Linked DNA regions of Homo sapiens: regions 1 and 2 are each linked to region 3. A link is a contact called in ENCODE Hi-C data. All regions are on one chromosome and are shown on one strand. Each heading gives the region's core, a stretch centred on a gene start or an enhancer-like site at or near the end of the contact. The rest is flanking DNA. Distances are from core to core; before and after follow the strand shown.

Region 1 (4,999 bases), core at 1,050-3,549, 170 kb before region 3:
ACACTGGTATCCTAATTGCCACATCTAGTGAGCTTGTTATGTATTATTGTACTTCACCTTTCCAAAGGGCACTTCCCTCTTAAAACTCTTCATCCATGGCTTTCTTGATGCTTGTCTTTACTTTGTCCATCTGCTCCTCTGATTTGCACTTTCTTTGTGTTACCTGATTTCTCTTCCCAACTTCATGAATATTGATATTCCTTAGGATTGTATCATTATTCTTTTTTCTTCCTTATTGAATGTCATCCCAATGATGGTTTCATGTGGACCCATCTTTTAATAATGCGTAAATGTGTCCCTTTAATCCATCTTTTTTCTCAGGTCCAGAGAAGTATTTCTAGAAAACATAAACATTTAAGAGATAAGCATGGGATTCTAGGTCTGCAAAAAAAGCTGGGGTTGTAATTACAATATTTATATTTAATCATAGTATTCCATATAGAAATACAAAAATATTTTTTATATGGAAAAGGAAAGAGGAAATGAAGGAAGAGAGAGTTTCAAGGAGGCAATAGTCAACTGTTTCAAATGCTACAGTCACGTCGAATAAGATAATAATGGAAGTATTCTTTAGTCTTAGCTACTTGGAGGTTACTGGAATCTTGGCAAGAGCAATTTGGTATCAAATCCAAATAAAAATTTGTTGAGGAGTGACTTAGAAGAGAAGAAATACAGACTGTGAATGTAGAAAATCTCCAGCAACTTAACTGTGGAAAAAAGGAGAGTTTATGATCTGAGGGGAACCTAGGGTCTGAGGAAGGGTATGCTTTATTGGTTAAGAAGGAGCCAGGACAGAGAAGGGGCAAAAGATAGGAGCGAAGGGAAGCCACATGCCTGACCAGATATTGTGAACTAATGAGTCTTAGGCAGGAAAAGAGGTACCTCTTTCATTGGCTAGGAGGAATGAACTTGAGGGTGGTTGTACTTCTTGTTGACTGAGGGAGCAGCCAAGTATTCCAAAAAGTTCACATCAAATAGTTTTTTTTTGTTCTATTCAAAAATTGCAAAATAAGAGGTGAGGTCTCCTTCTGATGTTCATAGAAAACATGATGAGAGATTTGAGGAGAGTTGATATTAAAGAAGGAACTGACAGCCTTCCATAATTTATGTTCTTATCTGTCCAACACCCTGCTGCTAGAGAGACATTTCTGAAATGTGGATCCAATCATGATGATTTTTGGCTCCCAGGTTCCCACAAGATAAATTCCTATCCATAACTTGTTCTGTACAGCCTTCCACAGTGCAGCTCCCACTAATCTCAAGCCTCATCAGCACCCCCTCCACCCCAGCTTCCAGCATCACCGTTATTCAAACATGGTACATGCCAGAACTCCCTGCCTAGAATTCCTTTAACCTCACTTCTCTGCCCAAAAACCTCCATCCACCCTGCAAAATTCAGTTTAAGAGTTTCTTCCGGTCAGGCGTGGTGGGTAATCCCAGCACTTTGAGAGGTCAAGGAAGAATTGCTTGAGGCCTGGAGTTTGAGACCAGTGTGGGCAACGTAGGGAGACTCTGTCTCTATAAAAAATTCAAATTTTAACATTCTTGTTCTTTTCAAAAGAAGTATCTTCTTACTCTGGATATATCTTACTTTTTCTAACCTGTTTTCTCTGTATACTGATTTTATTTATTTATGCACTGATTTATTTTTACTCTGTCACTCTTAGGTATTTTTGTATGGTGTTTCAAATCCCCTTGAGGGATATGTTTCTTCCATTAATTTAATTAACTAGCCAATGAATATGTATTCTGCAAAATATAGTGTATAACTTTAAGGAGCTCCAAGGAAACAGGCAGCCATAATTCAATGTAACCTGTGCTATAAAGAAAGATGGACAAAGCTGCCACAGGCTTGGAGTGGAGAGAGTAGTAGTGAATGGGGATGGGAGTAAAGGAGGCCACTGAAGGCTTCCTATATGCATGCTCATGCTTCTGTCCCTCTCACAAGGAGTTTCATGGTGAGTTCCATGAAGTCTAGGGCAGTGCCTTGTCCAACAGGGTGTCCCCGGGTTGCAGCATATTGACTATTACGTTGTGCCTGCTCTACAAGGTTAAACAGATGCTCGTATTGAGGAAGCAATTGTATAGCTTCCTACTTTCGGGATCTTATAGACTCCTGTTACAATTATTTTCAGCCGGAAAGATTAATTATTCTTTCTAACGTGTTGCCACTTCTTAAAATATCTGTTCACGGTTATTGAGAGGTGAAAACAAAAAAAAAAACCTTTTTGATGCCATTGGAAAGTCCAGTCATTACTGCTCTCAGCGCGGCCATCTGTTTATTGCTCTGTTCCGTGAATCCCTGACTCAGCTTCTCCTCTATCACGAGGGCCCTGCCAAGAGCAAATTCCTCTTCTGCACTCACCACCAAGGATTCGGCTTCTTCCTTCCTTCAATTCTTTTGTCTGTGCTAATCATTTGTTGTTAAGTTGCCTGAAAAGAAATGGATGTGATCATTGTATAGGACTTTTTTTTTTTAATAAAAAGAAAGAACGAAAAGGCTCTGCTTTCTCCTTGCACATCACTGTTTGGTGCTCAATCTAGCATGACTTCTGCTTTGTATATTTGGGTTGCTAAACAAGAGAGTCATTGTTATCCGCTTAATTTGAAATCATGATTTTTCTATGAAGCATTCTAATCTCAGCTTTACCAGCAGATGGGCTTACACCTAAAATAAGACTAGCTTCTCGCCTACCCATTTTGTCTGTTTAAATCCTTTTTATAGGAGTATGAAAGGCTAGGGGTTGAAATTTTCACATGTTCTGTGACTACTTGTTGCAGAAGTTTCCAGACTTGAAATATGCAGCTGTAAAATATTCAATTGCAAAGGCTGCAACACCTAGTCCCACAGCTATCAACATCTTGCCAGCCCCTGGAAATGTCTACATCAGGTCTGGTGGTCCCAGGCCTGTCTTACCTGTATTAGTACAGTGGCTCGTGATGGTTCTAGATTCCATCTTGTACTTCAGGTGGGAGTCATACTTTCTCCTGCCATAAAGCCCTCTTTCTTTCAGATCATTCAAATCTTTCAGATTGTTTGTGTATTCTCTTTTCCTCCCAAGACTAATTTCTAGCAACAAGCAACTGTTATGTTAAAATTCCTTTTATCAAATAGGAGTACATTTGGAATAGTGATATTCTTTGGAATAGCAATATAGCAATAGGAGTCCATTTGGAATAGCAATGGTGAGGAGGTGAGAGTCCAGAACTCCTAATAGAGTTACAGTAGACAGTCCCTGAGGAAGGTGGGTTCAGTCAACTGCAGAGTTGTTATTTTGTTTCCATGATATGGATATGCAACTTTGGGGTTGAAATGAATGTCTCAGGACAACAGAAAAGAAGTTAGAGCTGCCGCCTTCTTGGCTCTTCTCCCAGGTAGCCTTAAGCCTTTCTTCTAAATAAGTGTTTAGCAAATACTTTAACACTGTTTGAAGAGGTGCCAAATGATTAGCCTCTCCAGAGAACCGAATGTCCTGGTTCCCTTGCTTGCTAGTAACAGATAGCTCAGAATTCAGCACCTAAAACTAGCCTGTGTTGCATTTTCTCTAGGGGTCTCTCTTGTCATTGAACAGAACACAGACTCATTGGTCACATCTTTGATGACATGTACCCCTACCAAAGTTTTCTCGAGTGTTCCCTCTTTTGATTGACACTATTTCTGAGAAAGATTTCATTGTGAGCTCTCCTCCCAAACATGCTAAATAAAACAGATGTGCACCCTTTTGGGGTTCCCCTCCATATGACCTCCTTTTTCAGAGAAGGGCCCCATTTTCTCTGGGTGGAAGGTTGTAAACATATGGAATTCATTACTAGAAGCAGTGGTTCAGGCTGTTTCCGAACCCTAAGCCAGTTCCCTTACCATGACAAAACATTCCCCACAATCTCATCATGACTCATTTTTATCTTTAAATAACCTCTGGTGTGGAAAATTGTCAAGGTTTTTGAAAAGTTTAAGAAATGATGTCCGCATGCTTATTGACCCGCTCAGAGAATTCTAGTAGATAAAGCCTGTTGTCTCCTAACAGAAATCATTGTCTATGTTTGCTGAATAGTCCATGACTGCCCTGGAACTTACAAAGGTGAATTTATTTAAATCCTAATGTGTGTTCATCATTGTGCTCAACTCTAGGAGGGGAGAGAAAGAAGTATAAAGGCATGGTCTTTGGTACTAAACACCTTGAAATCAAGTCAGATGGATTAAAAGAAGTCACAAAATGATTAGCAAACAAGAAGATACATAAATGTGGTGGTGACTAACACTATAAAAGGAGTTCAGAAAATAAAGAAACAAGTGTATTAGAAGAAGAAGGACAAATCTTCAGAGAGAAGAGAGCCCTCAAGTTGAGTCTTGAAACCTAAGTAGGCTTTATAGAGACAGAGCAAAGGGAAGACTGCAGAGAGCTTCCAGGCATTCCAGAAATAAAAGGGAAATAGCATGAGAGAAGACTCAGAAGTAGGATTGTCTGGTCGCAGCAAACATGTAAAGGAGTCTGAGAAGTTCAGGATGAAACTAAGGAAAGCCTAGAACAGCAAGCCAGAATAGTGAGAACTTGATATGATACACAATAAATAGTTTTGAAAGGGCTTTAAGCATATTTAGGAATTTAGTATTACAAAGAAAAGAAGGTGTTTGGAAGTGAGAAATGGAAGCAGTTTATTGAAGGACTATCAAGACAAGCCAAAACTGAGAGTTTTTGTTTTGTTTTGTTTTTTTGTTTTGTTTTTTAATTTATGACCAGGCATGGTGGCTCATGCCTATAATCTCAGCACTTTGGGAGGCCAAGGAAGAAGGATCACTTGGGCCCAGGAGTTCAAGACCACCCTAGGCAATATAGTCAGAACCTATCTCTACAAAAAAAAAAAAAAAAAAAAAAAAAAAGTCAGGTGTGGTGGCACACACCTGTGGTCTCAGCTACTCAGGAGACTGAGGCAGGAGGATTGCGTGAGCCCATGTGGTTGAGGCTGCAGTGATTGTGCTGCTACACTCCAGCCTGGGCAA
Region 2 (4,339 bases), core at 484-2,983, 220 kb before region 3:
TTGACGCTTTTGTCTGTGAAGAGCATTTCAAGGGGGATTTCATTATCCAAAGGAAAAGGCCAAATCCCATTTCACAACTAAGACATTTTGGAGAATGAGGAGCTAGACTTCTATGCACAATAATTAAGACATTAAGACAGGTCTGGGACATTAAGACAGGTTGAGGGAAACTTGGCCTAAGTCTAGTGAGTACAGAGTTGAGGGAGTGGGGACAGCCCCTGACCAGGGTAGCAGACTGGGGCTCAGGAGGAAGCAACCAATCACTGATCCTTTGTGAAGGAGCTTGGTTTGTGTTTCCAGGAGTAGGAATGTCTGATATATAGTCTGAATTTTCCATCTTGGCATTGTAATTGTCTTCTGTTATTCTCAAGCTATTTGTAAAGTTTTATCATACATTAAAAATTGGTAGGTAGTAACCATGCTTTCTGAGAAAAGGAGAAGAGTATTTGTTCATACCAAGAGTGCCTCAGGGTGGGGAGAAGCCAGAGGGCATTACAGAAATCAAAAAGTGTGAAGAGAAATGCCTGAAAGAGAAGTCTAATGTGAGAGATGACAAAAGCCAGATCAGAGGACTGAGGGTGCATTTTCTAGCAAGCACAAGATTACTAAGAAAGGGGAAACTCAGGAAGATGAGAACCTGTGGAATGGAGCATCGGGTTACATTTGTTGAGCATTTAAAAGAAACCCCAAAGGCAAGAGAATTTGGGAACTTTATGAGCACATATGTAACACTCTGGACACATAGTAGACACTCAATACATGTTCATTACCTTCCCTTCTTCCTTCTTCTTTATTTACATGATAAAATCATAAGAAAAAAATCAAAGATGTGAGAAAATATTCACCCGTCAAGGTAACGTGGAGCTACCAGAGTTAATTTGGATACAAGGCAATGTCAATTCACAATGTTTATAGAAATTTTCAAGGATTCTTGCTTCCTAACTTTCATTTTGCTGCCCCATGCAAATCCTTTTTTTCTTTTTGATACGTAAGAGTCAGTGTCCAAACATCCTTTTCTTTGTCCCTGTTCAGGCTTCAAGTGAATTCTCACTGGTCAATCACTTCAACATCTCAGCTCAGTTCCGGTTCCTGGTTGTAAATGTCCTCCCTCCACATAATTAAGCATTATATTTGATGACTTGCCTGGTCTTATCTCTAAGACCAATCTTGCTTTTTAAATACAGGATAGCCTGACCATATGACCTGTATCCAAAGAATACTTCAGTAAACACAACCATACAGCTAATGTGCCAATAACACTATTATCGGGGTGGTGGTTCCGATAGAGTGTAGTGAAAATTATATTTTCTTTCCCGGTGCTTCCCTTGGCTCTTTATCCTTCATTTAAATGTTTCTCAGTGAAGCAGCACAAAATTTGGTTTCTCTCCTTTCCAGTATTTCTTTTTCTGCTCCCTTTGGTTGTGAGTTACCATTTACAGGTAAGACTGGAGATGGAGTTTGGCTATAGTTGCATAATTTCATCTGTTTAGCCTCATCACGAAGCATGCTGGAAAGATCTTAAACGTGGTGCACATTTTGCAGGCTAGTAAATACCTTGTGGTACTTTAATTTACTTTATAGCTTTTTTCCAAGCCTGGTGCTTGTCTGCAAGGGAAGAGTCAGCTCTTCCTCTAAGTGACGGAAATAAGCCATTCTCAAGTAGAAGGAATGCATATTTAAATTTATGATAGCTGAACTTGGCTGCAACAGCCACATTCTTGTTCTGCTTGGAGCTTGGCAGGCCACCTAATACTTGTGCTTGGTCTGTAGACGAAGGAACTCTTTATTTTTCTTTGTTGGGATCTTACAAAGCTCAAAAATATATTTTCATTTGAGACTTTGATAGACCATACAAAGATGATGTGAACAGTCAAGTTTTGCCCAGCCTGACAAACCAGTGAAAAGAATGTATTTACAGTTTGTTTATGTTTCACTGCCATAAGACCGTCAAACATTTTCTTTATACAGAGGCTGATTTACAGTCAAACTCTAACAGCAAATTATTTTATTCTAGACTATCTGTTCAATTGGTTCAGTATAGAAGTCTGGTTTTAACAGAAATAATGTTTTTAAAAGCATATAGGCCCACAGTATAAGTGGTCTAGTTTAAAATCCAGAGATATTGCATTTATTTGGCTCAAGTCCACATCCTAAATCCTGGGGCAGAGTAGTGAATTAAACCAATCTTTCCTTCCATCTACCTCCACATATTCAAACACACTCACAAGAATGTTATCACAACATATCAGGAGGAAATTTTATTATAAGAAACACATGAGTCATCAGTATTCTGCAACCTGTCAAGATAGACTGTTTTTTAGACTTTAACTCATTTAATAAGTAGTCATTTAAACATCTATTATGTACCAGATTCTGGAGATACATGTAGTAGCAAGCCAAAAGACAAATTTTGTATAATCCTGGAGCATTCTACAGGGAGGGCAGGGAGTGGGTGTGAAGCAGGAAGGCAATAATCAGATGACTATGTAATATAAAGTTAGCTAGCGGTTACAGCTTGGAAGAAAAGTTAGTTTCCACAAGAATCAAATGGGCACTTGTTTAAAATGCAGATACGTGAGTCCACCCACACTGAACTGGAGTATTCATTCTAACACCTCACACTGTAACCTGGAAAGTGTCTCCAATGCTACTTCCAGTTTGGTGGAAGTCTGGTTCATCTAGACAGCCCTGGCAAGGGAAAGTAAAGCACCGTCCATTGCAGCCTGCCCTCCACATGGTCATCTATGCTTAGTGGGTAATGATTAGTCCGAACTGATGATCAACCAGTAGACTTTCTACCAGCCCCAGGCAGCTGCAGCTCTGTCTGAGACAGCAAATGCCTCTGGAAGTTAACTATGCCCTGTGCCCACTCATAAGGTTGCTATAGGCAGGGGTCACTTTAAAGAGAAGAAAGCAGAAGATGTTAGAGAGAAGCATTTATTATAGGAGGTGGGGAGGTGGGAAAGGTCAGTTAGATTCTCCTCCTAATAACACATGACCCAGATGTCCCAGATATCAGATCTATCCCAATCAAATGACAAGGTTTCTTGAAAGGGAAAGTAAATAGCCTGATCCATTATGTGAGCCTCAAATGGTATATGAATGTGCGAGCAAGACAGAAAGAGAGAGAGAGTAAAAACTACAGAGCCTCTTTAAGAGGGAGCAGCTTGTATCCTTAGAAGGACCACTGAGGTCAACAACAGGAAGAGTGAGAAGCTTAAACTTTTTATTTTTTGAGACAGGGTCTTGCTTTGTTGCCCAGGCTCAAGTATAGTAGCACCATCATGGCTCACTGCAGACTTGACCTCCTAAGCTATCCTCCCACCTCAGCCCCCCAGGTAGCTGGGACTGCAGGCGTGCACTACCACGCCCAGCTAATTTTTGAATTTTTTATAGTGATTAGGTCTTGCTGTTGCCCAGGCTGGTCTCAAAATCCTGAGCTCAAGCAATCCTCCCACCTTGGCCTCCCAAAGTGCTAGGATTACAGGCATGAGCCACCACACTCACCAGTACCTTCATGCATGCTCTTATAACTTACATGTGAACAAATGAAAACGGTATCTGTAATTTCTTAGATAAGTCAATTCTGGAGGGAACTTTAAACAACATCCACCCCATATACAAGCAAGGAAAACAAGGACTAGAGGGGTGAATGATGTCTCCAAGGGTTCAAGACAAGTTGAAGCAAAAGCCCGTGGAGCATGTGGCCTCCTAGTACTAACTAGTCCATTTCAGATGTTAAAGGTAAATGTTATAGTTTACCCTATATAGCCCTTTTTAAAAAAATCTAAGTTTTTATCAGAAATAACTGAATTCAGATGAACTGTACTAACAGTTTATTAAATGGATACCTCAAAAGAGCCTTAACTAAGGTTAACTCAAATGTACCTAGTGAGTTGAGTGAGGATTCTCCTGACATAGGATGAAGATCTGGGTCAATTCACCTGTGTCCATCTGTCATTTGCTGAGAAAGACCTATGGGGGAAAAGGGTGAAGGGTTAACTTCGGAATGTCTAACCCTGCATTAGAACAGTTGGAAGGACCATGAAGCATGGGGGAGATGCACAGATTTCCCCTCTGAAAACAACTCCAATGCTACAGAGCCAGGGGAAGGAGGCAGCAGTATATCTGACGCTCTGAATTGGGTACAGCCATTCAGAAGTACAGAGACCTTCCTGAGGTAAGGTCACCTGGAGAGCCAGAGGCTCATTTATGGCAACTTTGATTAAAGGAAAAAAAATTTGCTGAGAGATTCTCAGTGTAGAAAGCAAATAAATATCTCAAGCAAGGGCACCATAGCTCCCCCTTGTAAATGCTGGGCTATGCCTATGAGCCCAGC
Region 3 (5,013 bases), core at 1,278-3,777:
GCCCCAGCATGGGAAGGCAGTGGAAACCCATGCATTGCTCTCTGGCATTGCCACACGTCTTCTGCTGCCTGCCTTCCAGCCCTTTGCTTTTCCCCAGCTCCGTCAGCTCCTTGCCTCTGACATCAGTGATGAAAGTCAGGCGTGGGGGGATTAGATTATTTCCATTGGCCTTGATAGACTTAGACATATAATAGAAGCTATGATAAGTGAGTTAGTTTTCCATGTTTGTTTACTGAAGTTTATATTACCCTTTATGTCACCAAAACATGCCCGTTTGCAGTCATTGCCAATGTAGTCATGCAAAATCACTTGAGTGAAATAGACTTTGGGGATCTAATCTCAGGACCTAACCACCATTTATAAAGCTTTTTTGGGGAAAATGTGTTCTGGATTTCGCACAGCCAGCTTACAAATGAGCTTTGGAAACACAATCCACATGTAAGTTGGAGACTTCCTATTATTAGCATTCAGCCCTGCGAGGAGAGCCCTTGCTTTGTTAGCAGGCCTATGTGTCCTCAGCCCTAAGTTCCTAAAACCAGCACTACTTGAGGAGCTTGAATTGGTGCTCTTGGAGTTCTTTAGATTAGTTATGAGACTTCAGAACCTGCTTACCAGCAGTACTGAGCTCAAGAGGAAGCCTAATTCATATCCTTCAGAAGATAATTTTAAGAGAGTGTGTATGTTTTCGTTTTGTGAACAAAGGAAAGTTAATCTGGTGCTCCGTGTCTGTTTTGTAATTCCCCAAGGGAGAAGGAAAGGGAGGGAAATGATTGATTTCCAGATAGGATAAAAACCAGTCAGCACACAATGGGTTACTGCCACCGCTTTCTGATAAGGATCCTACTTCAACTATCTGAAGAGATTCTTCAAGGTGGAGGATACAGTGGTTATATTAGTTACTCTCACCCTTGTTATTATGGAAGGTAAAATTCCTGGATCCTAGATTTAATTTTAAAATAGTAATTTAATAATGTCTGGTGGAAACCTCTTAAAAAAAACACTTTGCAGCACATCTCTGGTAGCCCTGTGCTTGAGATGACTTTTAGGCTGCCAGTTCAGAAGATGGAAGATATAAACTGTGTTGATGAGTTGGTTTTTCAGTGGACCCTGTTAGGTTCCTTTTTTAAAAAAATAATAATTTTTATAATGAGTATGTCTTCGTGAGCCCTCACAACCCTTGAAGTTTTTACTTGTTTGGCAGAACTAAGGGCACTGAACGTTTGTAAGCCGTTCACTAACACTTACAGGAAGGGCATAAAAGGGTGCTCAAGTCAGTCTGTAGGTGGTGGGGGCGGGGTGGAAAGAGGGGATTCCTGTAGGCCTGGATGAATCAGCCACTGATTTCTGATGGTAGCCCCAGCTGCAAAAAAGTAGGAAGCTTTTTTTATGGACAGAACTACAACTCCTTTCTTTCAAGTTTTTCAGCCTTTTCACACTTTTCCATTCTTCAGACTTTGCAAGTTTTTAAACAAAATGTTTGTATTTCCCCAAAGGAAATCACACAGTTGACTGCATTATGAGAGGGAAAGGAGCAAACTCTGTCTCATCTGAGGAGGGGCTCAGATCAGGAGTTGTGTAGGGCCCTCACCCGGTTGGGGGTGGTGGAGCCTTGGCTGTGTGCAGGAGTGACTGTTCTTGGAGATGTTCTGGTTGGATCATGAGTTTGGGCTTGGAAAGCACTGCCTCAAGTTCATCAGCAGGAATGAGGTAGAATTCACTACTTGCTGTCTTAAGACCTTTCTGTCTGCCAAGTGTTTGAGCAATCCCTCACATCTCCCCCTTGAACTAAAGAGCAACAACTGGTCAAGAGCCCAGCAGGGATGAAAAAGGTTGGCCCCTTGCATCCTTCATCTGCTGTTTAGACTAAGGGCCGCATTGTAGACCACTCTCGGCCATGCTGTCCTGAACCCGAGGATCAGCAGAATTACAGGCCCAATTTCAGGCAGACGTGAGCTTGCATCTGATGACAGGCAAGTACCTACATGTGTCTTTCATTACTCCGCTGCCTTAGGAGATGCTGTTTAAGTTGGCAGATATGCTTATTTGAAAGCAAAGCTTGTTGCTGGTGAGATTACTGAATTTACAAAAAAAAAAAAGTGGGGGGATCAGATGCCAAGGGAGAGGGAAGGGAGTGTGTAGCATTTAAAAGTGTGGTGAAGCCATCAAGTTAACAAGAAAAAGTAGAATAAAATGTGGTTCCAATTTGTTGTACTGGGCTCAAGATGATAATATTGCAATAGTAAACTGTAGGGATGTGTGCGTGCAAATGTGATTACATGTGTGCTTGCTTTCTGAATTTCAAAATTGTAGAAGTTATTAGAAGTTCTAATTTTAGTTCCCAATTTAATTTACTCTGATAGTAAATTAGTAATTTTCAAGGGATTTACTGATAATCAGAACAAAGATTTGCAATTTCTAGGACAGATCCCCAATTTTGGGGGTGGGAAGGAGCTACTTTGTATTTCCCTGAAACCTTGAGTTACTGGGGCCGAACATGTAGGGCAGATATTGAATGACCAATCCTAATGCTCTTAGCAACTTTGCTAAGTAAAACCCCGCTGCCATCCAGTGGCAATTGGCTATACGGCATGGTAGCTGTAAAATATGCCCTTTTCTGCCTTTTCTCCCTCAGATTCCACCTTTCTCAGATGCTCCCAGTTTTTTTTCCCAGATGGCACCTGACACAGTACTTGACAGGAAAAATTGACTTTATGTCTGGCTTAGGTAATTCAGGGCAAGTGTGCATTTATTTACCTTGTCTCTTCTCCTAGCAATACTAATTTTTATCTACGTTGCATTTTTATTTTCTCCCCAGATTTGTCATAACACACATACTTTTTCCTTGAATATTTTTGTTACCTTAGCTAAAGAATTAATGCATTGTGGTATTTCTGCTTGTCATAGTTTTACTTTAGAGTAGATTTCGCTTATATCTTTGTATTTATGCTTTGAGCTGTGGTTTACCAATTTCCTAGCATGTTTCATGACACTTATCCTACATTTCAGACAAGGATTTATGTGTCCCATAGGATTCAAGCTGGACTTGGAGAAAGAGCCAGCTAGCAAATGGAATTATTCTGACTTGTGAAAGGTTCCAGCCTTTTAAAACTAGGCTCTGAGAAATAAAAAAACAAATATTCTTGGGAAGAAACTGGGTTTGTGAGTACTTGGCTAGAAATTTTAGGAAAGGAAAGAACATTTCCTCTGGCCTCGGGAGCACATTCAATGTGAAATATTGCTGCCTTTAAAAGAGCCAAACTTAAATTTCTATTTGGATCATTTACTTGACTTAAAAATAAAGGGATCTATTTTTTTTTAAGGTTCAGAACCCTATTTTAAATAAAATGACATTCTAGTAAGTCAGGCAAGATGCCCCCAACATGAGCTATTAATTAAAAACAGCCGGAACTTCTGGAGGTGTTAGCAAGTATCTACTATGAGCTTGGGGATTGGCGAAATCTGGTACAAGTTAGTTCCAGCTGCGCACATTTGCCTTATTACAGTTCTTTATGATAAATTAAATGCATGCTTCATACATCCTTTGGTGTAGTCATATTCTCTCAGCACTTGACTAAGCAGGTGGAAAGCTTATTTAGTCATAGGATGACTGAAAACAATGAACTATAAACCCATGTATATCCACTCCAAGAAAAGAGCTAATAAATGTCATGTTTTTTATTTTCCCGTGGACCCCCTTTTTTTTTTTTTTTTTGTATTTTATAACCTTTCCAGAATCTTGAGTGATTTTTAAATGTTTGCCCTTTGGTCATAAATGCAGCAAGTAAATGTGAGTCTGCACACTCGAATGTTGTATAAATCAGTTGACCAGTCAGTGTTGGAGCAAACTTCTCAGGATTGCTCTGTGAACTCCCTGTTCTCTGGCAGTTGCCAAATACAAAGATAAACCAGGAGAGACTTATTCCCAAGAAAAGAATGATTCTGCATCCTTAACTTACATATAAACTGTTGAGATGTTTCATTGTTTTGTATGGTCAAGCCCCTTCTCTTGTTCTCTCTCTTCATCAATTAGTATGGAAAATTGGAAGTTTACTGAAAAGAGTTTCGAATCATGGGATTTTAGATTTGAAAAGGACCAGAGGGATCATCTACTCTTCCAACAAATAAAAAATAAAACCCCCAAAGGAATGAATGATCCATGGCTGGGACATTGGAATCTCTCTATAAAGGAGAAATCATATTAAGGTATTTTCATCTTAGGCCTCTAACCCCAAGGGTATCTTTACAAAGACTTTATTTTAGTGAAGCCTTCAATAAACAGTGACCTCATGTCAAGAATTCTAAAGAGAGGGTTATGGAATATTGGTTTGATATTAAAGTCATTGTTATCTTGGAGCTGGCCTGAATGGACTAATAAGTGGCCTGTCACCAGTTGTAACTTACTTTTACAATTTTAATGTGATTTAAGGGAAGACACTCTTGGAAATGCTTAGTTATGGTTCATACCCATAATCGTGTTTCTTTTAGGTCTTAAAATTTTATATAATACAGGGGAGTAGATTGCATCAGTACAGTCTTTTTCTTTTTTTCTTTTTTTTTTTTATGATGCAAACAAAGCAGTATCTTAAATTAAATCAAGGTTTCTTAAGGTTCCAGATTCTTATTCCTAAATTTTCCACTGAGTAACCTCCAAATTCTTCTCCTGCCTTTGTCCCTAGTTGACACAAGTCAGGCCACAATTTTTTTTCTGCAAATGGACGAGCTGCTGCTCAGAGGCTGCACTTACTGGTGAGAGATCCTTCAAGGGAAATGAATCTGGAATGGCCTGGAACATTTGTCTTTGGGTTGCTCCAGGGCTTTATTAGAGCTTCTGAGATTTCTAAGTAGGTGATGAAATTTAGCAGCATCTGATTTTCTAAAATGACCAAAGGAGAATTGTTTCAGTCCCTGATTTGCAAAGTACTCACTTTTTGGTCCTCTCAAAATTTTTGTCAGATAAAGATTTTTCCGTGCCATGGATATAAGAAATAACCCACTCTTACCGATAAAGGGAAG

What was found. Hi-C counts contacts between places; a loop is a spot of excess contacts on that map. Pooled maps may share reads with other maps.
Region 1: a pooled map shows a loop between it and region 3 (2.5-fold over the local background). The contact joins two enhancer-like sites. A Hi-C loop is called at or near these places in 1 of 168 maps with a recorded cell type or tissue (GM12878), 8 of 37 single-sample maps with no recorded cell type and 14 of 50 pooled maps.
Region 2: a map of ascending aorta shows a loop between it and region 3 (2.5-fold over the local background). The contact joins two enhancer-like sites. A Hi-C loop is called at or near these places in 2 of 168 maps with a recorded cell type or tissue (ascending aorta and sigmoid colon) and 8 of 50 pooled maps.

Annotation. Positions count from the first base shown.
Region 1 is chr5:68,084,637-68,089,635 of GRCh38, forward strand. The region is part of intron 1 of LOC124900990 (a long non-coding RNA gene); the gene reads left to right. Among named protein-coding and RNA genes, the nearest start is that of LINC02219, 100 kb to the right of the region's middle. Within about 2 kb of position 2,300, at least 3 of the 41 ENCODE cell types and tissues checked have a DNase peak (open chromatin) inside an H3K27ac peak, as active enhancers do.
Region 2 is chr5:68,026,084-68,030,422 of GRCh38, forward strand. No RefSeq gene overlaps it. Among named protein-coding and RNA genes, the nearest start is that of LINC02219, 160 kb to the right of the region's middle. Within about 2 kb of position 1,734, at least 6 of the 41 ENCODE cell types and tissues checked have a DNase peak (open chromatin) inside an H3K27ac peak, as active enhancers do; they include ascending aorta, where a contact is called at or near this core.
Region 3 is chr5:68,250,289-68,255,301 of GRCh38, forward strand. The region is part of intron 2 of PIK3R1 (phosphoinositide-3-kinase regulatory subunit 1); the gene reads left to right. Among named protein-coding and RNA genes, the nearest start is that of PIK3R1, 37 kb to the left of the region's middle. RefSeq lists an enhancer at 1-468. Within about 2 kb of position 2,528, at least 28 of the 41 ENCODE cell types and tissues checked have a DNase peak (open chromatin) inside an H3K27ac peak, as active enhancers do; they include ascending aorta, where a contact is called at or near this core.